2 separate regions of the Homo sapiens genome follow, and region 1 is linked to region 2. Evidence: chromatin loops called from intact Hi-C (ENCODE). Cell type or tissue: chondrocyte. All regions are shown on one strand. Each heading gives the region's core, and the rest is flanking DNA. Links, peaks and the distances in the headings are about the cores only. Region 1 overlaps PGM5 (phosphoglucomutase 5). Region 2 overlaps PIP5K1B (phosphatidylinositol-4-phosphate 5-kinase type 1 beta).

What was found. Peaks named below come from ENCODE experiments on the same cell type or tissue, not always from the same donor. Only the 100,000 strongest peaks of a DNase experiment are listed, where the experiment ranks them.
Region 1: a loop joins it to region 2, with 4 times the contacts of the local background. A loop is called at or near these places in 3 of 110 quality-filtered maps.

Annotation. Positions count from the first base shown.
Region 1 is chr9:68,502,650-68,510,987 of GRCh38, reverse strand. The region is part of intron 10 of PGM5 (phosphoglucomutase 5); the gene reads right to left. Among named protein-coding and RNA genes, the nearest start is that of TMEM252, 34 kb to the left of the region's middle. In chondrocyte, for the core only: CTCF peaks have their summits at 3,135 and 3,350 (motif pointing right); no DNase peak of the experiment used is centred there.
Region 2 is chr9:68,996,261-69,004,598 of GRCh38, reverse strand. The region is part of intron 15 of PIP5K1B (phosphatidylinositol-4-phosphate 5-kinase type 1 beta); the gene reads right to left. Among named protein-coding and RNA genes, the nearest start is that of PRKACG, 14 kb to the left of the region's middle. RefSeq lists an enhancer at 5,406-5,535. In chondrocyte, for the core only: CTCF peaks have their summits at 4,569 and 4,782 (motif pointing right); no DNase peak of the experiment used is centred there.

The sequences.
Region 1 (8,338 bases), core at 25-8,024, 490 kb after region 2:
GCTTCCACAACTTTCTTTATCTTAACTCAAGCATTTGTTTATACTGACTTTACCTCTTCAGACAAAGCTTAGATTTTTCAACCAATTGCCAATCAGAAAATCTTTGAATCCACCTATGACCTGGAAGCCTCCCCTTCTTTGACATGTCCTGTTTTTCTGGGCCAGGCCAATATATACTTTACATGTGTTGCTTGTGTCTTTGCCTGTAACTTTTATCTTCCTAAAATGTATAAAACCAAGTGTAACCCAACCACCTTGGGCACATGTTCTCAGGACCTCCTGAGGCTGTGTCACAGGCCATGACCTTTAACCTGGCAAAGTAAACCTCTAAAACGATTGAGACTCATCTTGGTCATTTTCTTTGATTTACACAGGCATTGTACAAAACTCTTTACATATATGAATTATCTGATTTAATCATTACAACAATATAAAATAAGAAGTATATCTATCTCAATTTGACTGATATTAAGTTGCCCAAGATCACAAAACTGGAAAATGGCAGAACTAGGACTCAAAACAAAAATAACTGATTTCGGCCAGGCACGGTGGCTCAAGCCTGTAATCCCAGCACTTTGGGAGGCTGAGGTGGGCGGATCACGAGGTCAGGAGATCGAGACCATCCTGACTAACATGGTGAAAGCCCATCTCTACTAAAAATACAAAAATTTAGCCGGGCGTGGTGGCGGGTGCGTGTAGTCCCAGCTACTTGGGAGGCTGAGGCAGGAGAAGGGCGTGAACCCAGGAGGCGGAGCTTGCAGTGAGCTGAGATTGCGCCACTGCACTCCAGCCTGAGTGACAGAGCGAGGCTCTGTCTCAAAAAAAAAAAAAAAAAAAAAAATGCTGATTTCAAAGCCCAACCTTTGTATCAGAGGCCATCCAGCTTTGATGGTATGTGAAAAAAACAAAATCTTGTTGGGGTGCTCCCTAACAATTTTACCCACCTGAGAAAGTGACAGTGGTTTTATCTTTTCCTCTGGCTGTTAAGCTGGTGTTTTTATTCTAATGCTTTGACATCTTGGGGCCTGGCTGACTCTGGAAGGTTTTGTTCTTCCCAGGGTTAGCTAATTCTTAGAGACAGCAAACAACACACCCTGGAGCTTGCCTTTCAGATGCAAACCAAACACTTCCTTTCTCAGACCCTCACAGGGCTCTCACACTTGGGCCACTATTTCTCTGCCCTAACCACCCCAAGGCTAGGTACCAGCAAATTAGGGACAGTCCCTGTGCCCCAGAGCCTGCTGAAATTATTCAAACAAGCTAATCCTAAACCTTCTCATCATGCTTTACCTTACCTTTCCCAGAGAATCTCCAAAAAGGCTTCACCCACATTTTCCCTTTGCTCATGCTGCCTCCTGTCCGACGCTGGCGCTTCCCTGCGTGGCCCTGTGTGGCGTGTTGGGTCCCCTCCTCTTGGGAACTGTGAGTAACAAACTATCTCTTCAATGGCCGTCATCTCATCATCTGTTGGCCTCCCCATACCTGAATAATAATGAAGTCTACATTTCAAGCCACTCTGTCAGCCTCATCTACCTTCCATCTCATATCATGATGGTATAGTACACAGGCCCAACCTGCCAAAGTATGTCCCAAGTGATGATTTGTACCAACAAAAATGCTCAAAAGTAAAACCAAAAACACAAACACGATACCAGAATTGTATAAACCTTTAACAGCTTTCCCTCCTGCCCAAGGCCTAAGCATTCTGGCTTTGAGATGCTCCTCCCTGGAGTTTGTCAGGCCTGCCAGCGTTCCTGGGAGTCAAAAACAAGGGATGGGAAACTCCCTCACCTGCATCTTGAACAGGAGTTCTCGTTCTGGGATTAGGGCATCAAACTTAAATTCAGCCAAGAGTAGACGGGAGAGCAAAAACAGCCACATTCTCCCCTTAACAGCTCAGATCCTGTATTCCCCATGTGAATGAAGCATGACCGTGTTGGGAAGCCCAGGAAAAGCTGCTTCCAGATGCTGGCTAATTGCACACACTAGTCCAGAGCTTCCTTCTGAAGGCCACAGGCAACCTCCAGGTTCACTGTCAGTCCCCATTTGTTAAGATACACTCTTGTTTATTATATAAGCAAAGCAAATTATTTACTGTACACCAAGGAAGGACACCACTTCAAAGAAAACCTGAATCACCACCAGTTCATGAGACCTGGGTAGCTTTCTCCTGAAAGGCACGGAAATGTGGTTGTGCTGTGCATCTGGGCTAGAACAAAAAGGCTGCTGGGAAAGGCAGATTGTGCTGGACACAGCTTGTCAAACCCATCCATCTGGCAAGAGAAGTGATGACCAGTGACCTCTGGACTTGTGTGACCGCTGCAAATTCATTCATGCTCCTTTTTCAGGCTGAGTAAACAAGATCCAGCAAGACTTGGTGATTTGTGGATATAAACATCACTGGGTTAACCAATAGCTGGTTAAGCATGTGCTTTAGACATGGTAAAACTGGCACCAAAACAAAAGATATTTTGGTAAGAAGTTGATATTTAATATTTTAGAAATTAGAATAGCATTATAAGGAAAAAAATCAAAACATTTTTAGGTTTCCTTATATTTATTTTTAAAGCTAATTTTGTTTTTTATTTTAAACAACATATAGGAAAGTAGAAAGGAGAAATATAATTTTTTTTAGGGTCCAGGCTTTCTAAACTGTAATCCAAGCTTGACCTAAAGCCAGGATCAAGGCATGCCTTTTGGCTCTTCAGTGGTCTGTTCTTAAGACCACTGGTTCTCGGGATAAGCTGGCAATGCCGGTATTCTTGCAAGATTTGGAATTAAGGGCCTCTTTTGTATATATTGCCACAAAGAGAGATTTGAGATGGGCTCTGTCTGTGGGATTAACATGAGTGGTTCACGGTGGCAGTCCATAGTTTCCCACAAGTCCTAGACCATGTGGAGTGTGGATACACAGGGCTTCACATACTCAGTACCTTGAAAGGAGATCTGATCACAATGTTTGGCCAAGAAAAAGGCTTATTGTCATCAAAACTGTAAAAAGCCCTGGTCTATGATAGACACTAGGCCCTGAGGGAATCTCCCAGATTCCCAACCAAGGGAGTTTTTCACATGCCATCAGATGACCAACCCTCCCAAGGAGTGTTCTCAGCTCCAGGGAAAACAATATGTAGTAACGGCAGAGTATGAGTCCAGATTTCAATATCTAAGGAAGAAAAAGAAGGACTGTTTGCCCTGGCGTTTTGTCTGCCTTTCCAGAAAGTACTCATCTAAGCAGAAATAGAAAAAAACCTATACATCTTTGCATCTTTCCAAGTTTAATTCCGCCCCAAGAGCCAGTTATGAAAACACAGCCATACTAAATTCCTTTCAACACCACTAGAGGGAAATCTAACCCACCTGACCAGAACTTGTTTCTTGTTTCTTAAAAAAAAAAAAAAAATTATAATTACAGAACTAAAATTTTAAGGCTGACACATACTTTGAGACATTATCCTGCTCAATACTTTCTACTCTTGCCCCTGTTTTAAAATTATTTGAATATATGTAGGCAAAGAGACTTAGAAAAGCACAAACTAGCCATCCTAATTGGGCAGGAGTCTTGACAGTTGAGAAATTGTTCTAACAGTCAACGTGAATCCCTTCCAGTTCAGCTTGAGTTTATTTCCTCAAATTACATATTCATTAGTTATGGAGAACAGCTGGTCATCTTTCCCGCCTCACATTATTCCTTAAATTCCTGAAGACCTCCAAGTCACGCCTCTCGTCTAAGTGGAATGAGCCAGCTCCTTAACTTGGTCATAGAGTTTAGAGCCCAACTCTTCACCAAGTGTTTCTCTTCTCAACTCTCTCTTCAACACTTTGCCCTCCCCCATAGTTCCAAAGTGCAGCAATACCGACCAAATTCTGAGGAGAAAAATAAAATGAGGTATTTCCTCATGTTTTCCCTCATATATATGGCTATTAATATATCCTTGCTCAGGTTTTCTTTTTAAATAACAACATCTTTTATTTATTTTTAAAATTGAATTTGTTTTCATTTTTAACTACATATGGGAAAGTAAGGAGAGGAAATATAATTTTTTTCAGGGTTTGGGGGGCTATAAACTGTAATCCAAACTTGACCCAAAACCAGGACCGAGGCACAACTTTTAGCTCTTTAAATCATATATACCTAGTATGATCCCCAAATCTTGCTCTCATACACACATGCATGTACACACATATACATATACAAAAATCTTTGTCTTGTCATGAAAGTGAATGGCTAAGTGAATGTGGATTTGCATCACTTCTGAACTCCATTCTGTTTCTCTTTCACATCATATGTATTATATCCATTTCTACTTTATTCTCCAAGTTTTTGACTACTCACTCTAGATCCCTTATGAACTAGAAAAGATATCCAATATGTATTTAGAACATTATTATTTTCATAATGTTTCTGAATCCTATTCATTGCTAATTCAAAATTAGTACAGAAAACTGGTTGTTTTTAAGACGCTATTCACTTTTACAACTGTTGTTAAAGGAAAAACCTTAAACAAATTAAACTTAAGAGTTTAACTGAGCAAAGGACGATTCTTGAATCAGGCAGCCTTCAGAACCAGATAGGTTCAGAGCAACTTGGAGCTGCCACGACGTCAGATAACATTTATGAACAGAAAAAGAAAAGTGAAGTACAGAAAGCAGAAGTGAGGTCCAGAGATAGCTGGATTGGTTACAGCTCAGTTTTTGCCTTATTTGAACATATTTTGAAAAAGTGGCTGCCTGTAATTGGCTGAAACTCAGCCACTGTGATTGGCTGAGACTCAGCTACTTGTCACAAGAGTAGGTTACAGTCTGTTTACACATCCAGTTAGGTCATAGTTCACTATGTATGGAAAAACCTTTAGGCCAAACTTAAATTATGTAAGGAGGCAGCTTTAGGCTAAACTTCTTTTAACAGTGTGGAATAACAAATACATGTGGTGTTTGTCCTCAATTTCTGGCACAGAGCTCCTAAAACCTTTGGAACTTCCTGAATGATAGGAGTCTTTGTTATTATTTCAGCCACAGCAGACTTTATGCTAGTGGGTGACTCTTGGTGGGCCCCAACATAGTTTCAGGTGGAGGGCTGGCTGCCAGAGGAACCAAACAGGTGGTTAGAGGGTTTGAATGTTCAGCCCCACCCCGTGACCTATAGGGAGGGGAGCAGGGCTGGAGACCAAATCCAACCGCCAAGGGCCAATGATTTAATCAACCATAATTACCTAGTGAAAACTCCATAAGAACACTTCAGCAACAGGGTTTGAAGAGCTTCCAGGCTGGTGAACACATCAAGGTGCTGGAGGCTGTCTTACCCAGAGAGGGCATGGAAGCTCCACACTCCTTCTCCACACCTGGCCCTAAGCATTTCTTCCATTTGGCTGGTTCTGGGTTCTAGCCTTTATAATAAACCAGTAATGCTAAGCGAAGCACTTTTCTGAGGTCAGTGAGTCATTCTAGTGAATTATTAAATCTGAAGGGGGATTGTAGAAAACCCTAAATTTGTAGTTGGCAAGGCAAAAATGTGGGTAGCCTGTGCACCCCATTTGCAGCTGGCATTCCTAGTAGGAGCAATCTTGTGAGACTGAGCCCTTAACTTGTGGGGTCTGGGCTAAATCCAGATAATGTCAGAACTGACTTGAATAGAATTGTTGCACCCAGTTGGTGTCAGGGAATCACAGAATTGATTGATCTGAGGAAAAAACCTCTCAATAACACTGTACTGAGGCTCCAGAGGTAGCCTTGGACTCAAGCACAAATAAAAAGAAATTCTCTTCTGGGCCTTCAACGTTAACATGGACAATGTGGATTTTGTTATAAGAAAGACTTAGTTTAAACCTCCAATCCAGAAATTACCTACTCCATGAATCTGAATTGCTTCCTGACTCAGTCTCCTTTCCTGCAAAAGCAAAGCAGGATAATTCTGCCATGAGGCCACTGGAACGATGAATAAGATAAAGGATGTATTTAGAATGGAGCCTGCATGTTGTAGGGACCTTAAAAATGGCATTTATTTTATTCAAGACCTCAGTCATAGGAGGAAACCTGATGATAGCACCAACATTCATCCTGAGTACAGAATATTTCAGCTTCCTGTGTGATATAATTGGGCTGAGAGATTCCAAAGTAATTAATGGTCAATATTGCAATAATTTGGCAAAACTGCGTTGGGCATTTACCATGTACCAGGTGCACTGGGGATACAGGGAAATAATCTGACAAAGTCCCAGCCTCCTGGTGCTTCCATTCTACTGGGTGGAGACAGATAATAAAATAAAATAAATATATATATATATGATGAGGATAAATGCCATGGAGAAAGCAAAGCAGGGTAGGGAAGTAAGAAGTACCTGCATGTGAGGGCTATTTTATATTAGGTGGCCAGGGACACCCTTACTGAGAAGTAAGGAGACAAGCTATGCAGATGTCAGAAGGAAAAGCATTTCAGGCAGAGGGAACAGCCATCGTAACTAACACGAGGCAGAGCATTCTCGTCATGTTCACCAAACAGCGGTTGGAGTGGAGAAAGAAGCAGGAAAAGAGATAGGAAATGAGGTCAGAGGGAGAAGGGGGCCATTTCCAGTATGTCATTCAAGATCATGGTAAGGGTTTGGGCTCTTCTCTAAATGAGGTGGAGGGGAGGATTCTATCAGAGCTATGAGGTGGTCTAACATGTTTTAGGAACTGCCATTTACTGAGATGGAGAAGAATGAAAGAAACAGCATGCTGGAGTTTGTTTTGGAGGAGTGCACAGGAGGCTGGCGGGAAATCAGTGTTGCACATGTCAAGTTGGTGATGTCTATAAGACATTCAGGTGGAATCCAATAAGCAACAGAAATAGAAGTCTAGAAGACAGAGATCGATGTGTGGAATGGTATTAAAAACAGGTGCTGCTCATTCTACAGTTTTAAAGAATTCAAGGTCCTGCTGCTAGCACTTCACAGTTCACCTAGCTCTTTGCTATTCAATGGGTGGCTCCTGGACCAGCAGCACAGTATTGCCTGGGAGCTTGTTAGAAATGCAAAATCTCTGGCCCTCCTCATACCTGAGTCAGAATCCACATTTTAACACATTCCCAAGGTGATTGGCCGGTAATTAGTTTGAGATGCACTTGTCTAATTAATATCATCTGGGAAATTTTTTAAAAACTACAGGTCCCACCTCAAAACAATTAAAGTAGAATCTCTAGGACTGGGGCCAAAGCATGGGTACTTTCACCAAGCTGCCTGAGTGGTTCTGATGTGCAGCCTGCCTGGGTTGAGAACCTCTGAGCTGACTCTTCTCATTTCTGTATGTTCCCTCTTTCCTTCCAGGTTTCATTGCTAGTTTTCTTAGAAAGCCATCTCCAAAGAGATGCGGTTCTAAGAGAGGATGCAGGCTGGTAGCTAGAGTAATCATGTCTCCTGGTTTATTGGGGACAATCTAAACATAATTACAATTATTATCTTTCGCTCACAAAAGTACAGATCCCCAACTTTGGCTGGATCGACTTAATGATTTTTCAACCTTATGATGGTGTGAAAGAGATACACATTCAGTAGAAACCATACTGTGAGTCCCCATACACCGATTTTTTCACTTTCAGTACAGTATTCATTTCATGAGATATTCAACACTTTATTATAAAATGGGGTTGTGTTAGATGATCTTCCCCAACCATAGGTTAATGTAAGTGTTCTGAGTTTGTTCAAGGTAGGCTAAGCTAAGCTGTGATGTTCTGCAGTCTAGGTGTATTCAATGCATTTTCAACTTATGATGGGTTTATTGGGGTGTAACCCTGTTGTAAATCTAGGAGCATCTGTATTCTGGTTTAGATGACAAATCATATGTTCTTCCTATGTAAAACAAAATGGCTCTATACTTTATTTCTGGATTACAAAGTCTTATTAAGAACAGGTAGAACAAAATGACAGATGACCTTTGGTTTGACAGGTGAATAAATATGAGGGACCTGGTTCTTAGGTATTAGTTGTTAAAGCCTTCTAGGTACAGTTTATCAAAAATACATACTTAAAGCCGGATGTGGTGGTTCACACCTGTAATCTCAGCACTTTGGGAGGCCGAGGCGGGTGGATCACTTGAGGTCAGGAGTTTGAGACCAGCCTGGCCAACATGGTAAAACCCTGTCCTTACTAAAAATACAAAATCAGCCAGGGATGGTGGCGGTCACCTGTAATCCCCGCTACTCGGGGGGCTGAGGCAGGAGAATCCCTTGAATCCAAGAGGTGGAGGTTACAGTGAGCTGAGATCATGCCACTGCACTTCAACCTGGGCCACAGAGTGAGACTTCCTCTCAAAAAACAAACAAACAAACAAACAAACAAATACTTAAATTCCTCAATTTTCAGGAAGA
Region 2 (8,338 bases), core at 191-8,190:
AAGGTCAACCAAGATTCAGACCCATCCTGACCGAATGGGTGTAGAGACTGAAATAAGGTTTGACCGCTCAGGGATCAGAGACCTCACGGGACTTGTCAGTGTTGTTCATCTTGGCCAACCTAACTGTGGTGAAGTTCCTCCCTCTCAGTGCTGGTGCTTTGGCAGAGGAGCTCAGAGACTACAGACCCTGGAGTGACATTTCAGCTCTGTCCCCAGGTGAACCTCTGTACACACACACACACACACACACACACACACACAAAAACACACACACACACGCCCACAAAGGTGCAGCATTTTTGCCTATGCACTGAGATACTCTGAGAATTCATGAACTATTTAAAATTCTGATACCTGACAGTAAAAAGTGTCGTTAATAGTTGCCATAAAAAGTAAAAGTAGAGTATTTCAGCCTAAATCCCAGTGTTATTCATCCCACACATATGTTGGGGTATAAGAAAGAGAAAGGTGTATTTTTATTTCTACCTAAAATAAAATGCTTGATTCTATGATTGAAACTACACAATAGTATGTACACAAGGGGTCAGAGATTACAAAGCTTTTCAATATTACAATTAAATAATTTTCAACATTTATTTTAAAAAGTTATTTAAAATTAAATAATTAAACACTAATACAGAGCAATAAGGGAAAACAGCAAATCAAAAGCAATCTGTCCACTAATTAACCCAGAAGCCCTTTCTAGGGGGCTGACTGTACTGTGAAGTCGGATCCCCTGGAGGGGAGCCCAGGCAGGAAACACTCCCAGGAGGGCTTCCCAACTCAGATGGCCTCGGTTTACTTTTCAGAGCCACAGGAAGGGCATGAGAAGGTGAGGAGTTTCTTTTCCAAGAAACTTTTTTCCTAGACTCATTCCTTCCACTCCTGCTTGCCTTTCTCAAGCCTTCCCTTGACACCCTTGCCCCCATCAACCGACTGGCTTACAAACATATCGAGAATTTCTGAACATCTGGGATGTGGTGTGAGGGAGTTTTAGGGCAGTGCTGAGAGAGGCGGAACTTCACCACAGTTAGGTTGGCCAAGATGAACAGCACTGACAAGTCCTGTGAGGTCTCCATGATCCCTGAGCAGTCAACCCTTGGGGTGATATCCCCCCCCCTTTTTTTTTTTTAACTATAATTACCTCAGGTTTCAGTCCTGAGGCCTTATTAAAGCAAGAGCTTTCTCTGGTGTCCAGGAAATCCTCACTTTGGTTTCAAGTTGAAATTCTTTGTCCCAAATATCTTTGACGAAAGCATCAGCTTTTCTCTCGGCCATCGTAGGCTTAGTCCCGTGTTTCATTTTCCTACACACAGCTCCTGTTTCTGTCATCAATTCTGAATTCTCTTTTTTTCCAGGTCTGCTCTGTTTCCTTTCTATTTCTATTGTCCTGATTCTTTTGTCTGATGTTCCTCTCGTTGCCATGAGATCACATCAACTCATCCCGCCTCCCTCTGCCCACGTTAGTCAAAACTCACACATCACCACAAATCCATATTAAGGCTCAGGATATCTCACCCCAACATCATCTCCTTGGCTCCGGGGTCCCCTTCATCTCTGGGTTCACCCGATTTCTTTCCCAGAGATCCCTGAATTTTATTTTATTATTATTTTTTGAGACAGAGCTTCCCTTTGTCACCCAGGCTGGAGAGCAACAGCATGATCTTGGCTCACTGCAACCTCCGCCTCCTGCGTTCAAGTGATTCTCGTGCCTTAGCCTCCTAAGTAGCTGGGATTACAGGTATGCGCCTCCATGCCCAGCTAATTTTTGCATTTTTAGTAGAGATGGGGTTTCACCATGTTGCCCAGGCTGGTCTTGAACTCCTGGACTTAAGTGATGGGCCCCTCTCGGCCTCCTAAAGTGCTGGGATTACAGGCATGAGCCACCATGCCTGGTTGAGATCCCTAAGTTTTAAACACAAGGTATCACCTTTGGGTTCTGGGAAGTCCAGAGTCTCTCTCTCTCTCTTTTTTTTAAATAAAGCTCTATATTTTATTATATTCATATCTATCCTCTATTGGGAATTACTTCACAAGGCACAATCATTTGGGGATGTAGTGCAGTGGGGGATTTCTCGTTGTATTGGATTCCAGTAGTAGCAGGGACCCAAAAGCTCACCATTTTGTTAGGCATGGAAACAAATACACGTGCTAGTGCTGCAGAATCAGGACATAGCAGTGTGAACAGAAGAAAATCACAGTGCTATGGAACTGCATTGCCGAAAGGAAACTTAGGCACGCTCAGATCCAAATTTCCTACCTTTGTACTTAAAAAATATATTTGGACGCAGCATTAGAGGTGACGTTACTCTCTTCCAAGGACCAGGGACTACAAGGCTTCAACCGAGAAGCCTTGAGGCAGAAGGCAGGACTTTCGCCATCCTTGAAGGATGTGTACAATTGGGATGAAGACAGCTATTTTGTTCCAGATCTGGTAGACTGTTGGTTGAATTCTGGGGTGTTGGCAGCACATGGAGTGCCAGGCCTCCTGCCGGCCTCCAGATGCCTCATTAAAGCATCCCACACTAAGCAGCAGGTAGATGAGCCATAAGGTGAGAGCAGACCCAAGACGCAGCTGACACTCGTCTGTGCCGTCTCCTGGGATGGATTTAAGATTTGGCCTCTCATTTCAAAACTGTTAATGTGGTAACATTTTAACACAGCTCCCTGACTGATTAATTTGTTTCCTAAGGACCCAAGAGAAGCCTGAGAGCATCAGTGATTTATACTGGTGGACAGTTCTGCAGTGGACTTTTCAGCACTTGAGTGACTCCTGCTAATTGTAAATCTGGGTGGTTACCTCATGATATGGTTTGGCTCTGTGTCCCTACCCAAATCTCATGTCAAATTGTAATCCCCATGTGTTGGGGGAGTGGTCTGGTGGGAGGCGATTGATTCATGGGGGCAGACTTCCCCCTTGCTGTTGTCATGTCAGAGTTCTCATGAGATCTGGTTGTTTGAAAATGTCTGGTGATTGCCACTTCTGTCTCTCTCCTGCCACTAAGTAAGATGTGCCTGGCTTCCCCTTCACCTTCTGCCATGATTGTAAGTTTCCTGAGGCCTCCCCAGTCATGTGGAACTATGAGTTAATTAAACCGCTTTCCTTTATTAATTACCCAGTCTTGGGTAGTTGTTTATAGCAGTGTGAAAATGGACTGATACACCTTATCATCTAACACATCACATAGATCTGTTGCTGCAACACAATCCACTCTGACCCCTGCTTCAGCCACATTTGAAAAATGTGGGGGGAGGAATATGGTACTGGTTTCATTTGAAAAGGAGCACTGCCTGAGGACAACGCCACTGGCTTCTCTCTCACCCACAGGAAGGAATGCACCAGAGGCCCTCTGCCAAGACCCAGAGGGTGGAAATTAGAAGCTGCACACCCAGGCTGGGTGTGGTGGCTCACACCTGTAATCCTGGCACTTGGGGAGGCCGAGGCAGGTGGATCACCTGAGGTCAGGAGTTCGAGACCAGCCTGGCCCACATGCTGAAACCCTGTCATTACAAAAAAAAAATAAAAATAAAAATTAGCCGGGTGTGGTGGCGTGCGCCTATAATTCCCAGCTACTCAGCAGACTGAGGCACGAGAATCACTTTAACCTGGGAGGTGGAGGTTGCAGTGAGCCAGGATTGCGCCACTGCACTCCAGCCTGGGTGACAGAGGAAGATTCCATCAAAAAAAGAAAAAAAAAAAAAAAGTTGTGCTCCCATCAAGCCTTTTCCATCTCAGCACTTTCCTCGGCGGCATTTTCCTTTACAAAAACACCCAAGTAGCTGTTACGGGCTAAACTGTGTTCCCCTAAAATTTCTATGTTAAAAGTCCTAACTGTTGTCACCACAGAATGTGACCTTATTTGGAGGCAGGGTCTTTATAGAGGTAATCAGATTAAAACGAGGCCACAGGTTGGGCCCTAATTCAATATGGCTGATGTCCTTATGCAAAGGGGAATTTTGGATACAGACACGTACAGGGGGAAGATGTGATGTGAAGACATAGGGAGATGAAGGCCACCTACAAACCAGCGAAAGGCTAGAACAGATCCTTGCCTCACAGCCCTCAGAAGGAATCCACCCTGCCAACACCTTGATCTTGAACTTCTGGCCTCCAGAATGACAAGAAAAGAAATTTCTGTTCAAGACACCAAATCTGGGGTACTTTGTTACAGCAGCCCTAGAAAACTAATAAAATAGCAACCACTGGGATTTAGGAAGTCTTTAAAAAAACCCCACATATTTTTATCTTATTATATTTAATTCTGTTCTCTACTAAAGTTACTTCAAAAGCCACAATCACCTGGGAGTTCCATGGCTGTAGGCGAGGACCTGTGGAAGACCGAAGGTGAAGAATGGCTTTCTCCACCCCAGATTTGTTGATACTTTGTTAAAATTGCTGCCTAAACAGTAGAAAGAAGCATTTTCTGTGTTGAATCCCAATCTGCCAAGGGAGCCTTTCAAAAAGGCTCAAGCAGAACTGGCCTTGATGGATGAGGGGGGCACACTTGGACCTGAGGGAAGGTAACACCTTCATTTTTGCGCCACATTGTAATTGTAGCCTCCAGTCCAACTTGAAAGGTGGTGGAGCTGGGCCTGTCAGAGTAAGCTGCCTTTGACCTCTGAAGGACATACCCCCGCCGCCTGCTGACCTTGCACGTACAACACTGAAAGGCTACAATCAAGTACATGGAGTGGGAACTCCATTGAGACACACACTTGCTCTTCATTACGTTTCAACTCTAGGGGCTCCATCACTCCTTCCCCGCCTTGATTATCAGTAGGTGGCAGTAGAGGGCTTGCTGAAAGCAGGAACTCATTGGCAAGCCCAGATCATAAACTTGAGGGTGTAGGAGCTTCCTAGGCTTTGCTTCTACATTAGAGGCACGTGTAATGGGACAGCTATCTTGCCAGGGGAGTCACACGGTTCCCCCTTACATTAGCATACAAGAATTCCAGGATGCTCAGAGCTGAAGGACCCTGTTAATAAGCTCAGGGGATCTCAGCTCTGGTGTGTGTAGAGGTTTAAAAAATACCAATGCCTCAGTCCACCCCCAGGGATTTTACTTCGAACACAAATTATGTCCCCAACAGGTGACTGACTCTGTTCATATAGTCATTTACCTGATACCTCTTTGTGAGGAATACAAACTAATTTGGAAACATCTATCTAACGTCACAGTGACAACCAGGGAGAAGGGAAGTGAACAAGAAAACGAGGCTATGTGTGGTAAGGAGCAGTTAATTCACAGGTCCCTCGGTAAGGTAGAGGGGTGGGCTGAATTGTGTCCCCCCAATATTCTTATCCACTTGGAGCCTCAGACCGTAACCTTATTTGGAAATAGGGTCTTTGCAGATGTAATTAGTTAAGATGAGGTCATACTGGATTAGGGTGAACCCTAAATCAAATGAGTGACATCCTTATAAGAAGAGAGGCCACACAGAGGCACAGAACATCACAGGGAAGAAGGCCATATGAACATGGCAGCAGTGACGCAGATCAAAGGACCAAGGGACATGTGGAGCCACCAGAGGCTAAAAGAGGGAGGGAAGGATCCTCCCCTGGAGCCTTCAGAGGAAGTGTGGCACTACTGACACCTTGATTTCAGACATCCGGCCTCTAGAACTGTGAGACAATCCATTTCTGTCTGTGGTCATTTGTGATAGCAGGCCTTGGAAACCAGCAGAGGCAGAAGCAGACCACGGGAAGCCAGGCCCTCAGCTGCCTACTCCTACTCGTGCCATTCATCACACTTGGGGGGCTTTATTTTTTATAAACCGAATAGTCCTTAAGCATTTTCCCATTCCCCCTCAGAGCCCAGAAGGGGAAATGGCACGAATGAGAACAGTCCTGTTTACTAGGTCCATGGGTGTGATCTAAACTTGTTTTCCTAAAAGTTCTTGTTTGTTCTAATCTGGTTCTTTCTAAGTCTGCTGTTTGTTTTCTGCAGGCTCAGGGCCTCGCAGACCCCAAGTTCACACCATTACAGGCTGTTCTTCCTCAAACACTATTCCCAAGAGTTGGAAAGTTTCCAGAAAATGGCAAACACTGGCTTTCTCTGACAAGGAAGACAAAAATAGAAACCACAAAGAGAAGCAATAGGAAGAGTCTAGAGGGATAAGGGAAGGGAAGAGAGGCCAGTCTTAGGAGGAAAAGAATGAAAAATGAGGGGCAACCCGCGCCTGGATGTATAATAATAAAAGACCCAGGCAAACTGGAGCAGAACTAGCTTTTAAGAAAGTGGAAATCAGCCGGGTGCAGTGGCTCATGCCTGTAATCCCAATTTGGGAGGCCGAGGTGGGCGGATCGCTTGAGGTCGAATTCGAGGCCAGCCTGGCCAACATGGGGAAACCTCATCTCTATTCAGCTAGGCATGGTGGTGTGAGTCTGTAGTCCCAGCTACTTGGGAGGCTGAGGCAGGAGAGTCACTAGAATCTGGAAGGTGGAGGTTGCAGTGAGCCAAGATTGCACCACTGCACTTCTGCCTGGGCAACAGAGATATCCTGTCTGAAAAACAAAAAAAAAAAAGAAAAGAAAAAAGAAAAAAAGAAAAAAAGAAAGTAGAAATCAAGCTAGCCTGCAAGCCAAGATTCACTGTAAAGCTAGGACCTAACAGAAAAAAAAAAAGAAAAAAAGCTACTGCAGCCCTGCAAACTGTCATTCAATTGCTAACTCTGAGCCTAATTGAACTGGAAAGCCAGTGTGCCTTTATAACTCCAGCTGGAATTCCCTACGCTAATCCTTAAACAGCAGTTTAATGCTGTTTGTTTTTTAAAAAAATCCTATGGGTGACCTCCTAATCTAGACTGACAGGTTGCCTCATTAATTTGAAGCTTGCGTCACTTTTATTTCAAGAATGGGAATAACTTGTAGATGCTGTGAGACTCGGGCAATGGGAGGTCCATTTTCTCAGCTCTTCCACATGTCTTAGAAATATTATTTGTCAATAACTTAGGGGCCAAGCATTTCTGGAAACAAACAAGGGCCCTAATTTATCCTTTCCAAAATCTCTTCACTTCTCAACAATGTGATCACCTGGCAGAAGGAAAGGGGCTTCTGGTCAAATGCCTTCTACACCAAACGCAGTGTTTGTCTTTTCTCCTTCCTACTCTGCTCTCACTAAAATCTACCAAAAACCCGAGCAGCATCTTTGGTTGGTAGGGGATCGAGTTCTCTCCTGAGAAGGAATAAGAAATGCCACTGTTTCAAATAAACACCCCTTGAAGCAGCGGATACTGGCTCCAACAAGGAATGATTAAAGAGACCCAATATAAGTCATTAACCTCAACGCTGAGGGATTCAAATCCAGAAATGCAGTTTCTTTTGCCAAAAAAGTTCCACTGAATTTTCTAAGACCCCTGTGACCTAATTTAAAGTGTTTTTCTTCTCTTTCTCACGCTTTTTCCATACATAATAGTATGATAAGCTGTTAATTCAATCATTTTCACTTCTCTGCCACCCTTCTTCCCATGATCAAAGAGTATTATTAACTACCCTGAAAACACATTAAATAATCAAGCCGTCCAACAGCTGCCCATCAGAGCGCTAATCTCCAATACTGGCGTGGCTAAAAAACAGCTTAACTGTTTCTTCTCCTTTGCTCACAGCTATTTTTGTATTTCAAACAGCCATTTTGCAGAGAAGCAAAACTGGATGAAAGTACATATTATTGAGAGGATGTTAATATGGAAAGTGTAAGGGCATAACCTTGGGTATGAATAGTAGAAGCAAGGAAGTCACTGTTTTCTGGCAGCCATCTTTCAAACTTCTATATTATTAAAAAAGCAATCCCATTATCTCCCACTTACCCAGCCATTCCCAGCTAGTCATAAAAGGATATTCTCTCCCAATACACTTTTCAGCAGAAATGGCTTTTTGTTGGTTGTTCCTCTTTCCACGAAAACCAAATTGCATTCTACATCAGGCAAAGAAGCCGCCTTAGAAACGGAAATAACAGCCACTGTGACAGCATCCGGTGCCTTAGAATATCTGGGACTATTTACAAAGTAGAATCTTGCTCTATTATGAAGACTGCGTGATTGCCCATTTTAAATCAATACAGCCTGCTCATCTCTGTGTATTCTTTTAAATACCCTAATCTGTGTCATCAACTCAAAATTCAATGAAAAACACATCTTTGGTCACTGGATAAAAATCATCTTAGAAAACACTTCCCTTGATTTGAATATTTGAAAATGAGTCAAATAGCTTGGGACTCTACAGTGTGAAGGTGAATGGCCTTTAAAAAGCCATGCAGAATAACTAGATACATAAAATCTGAACTAAATGTCTCACTAAGGATGATGGAACAATTAGCTGCCTTTTCAACTCACCAATCCT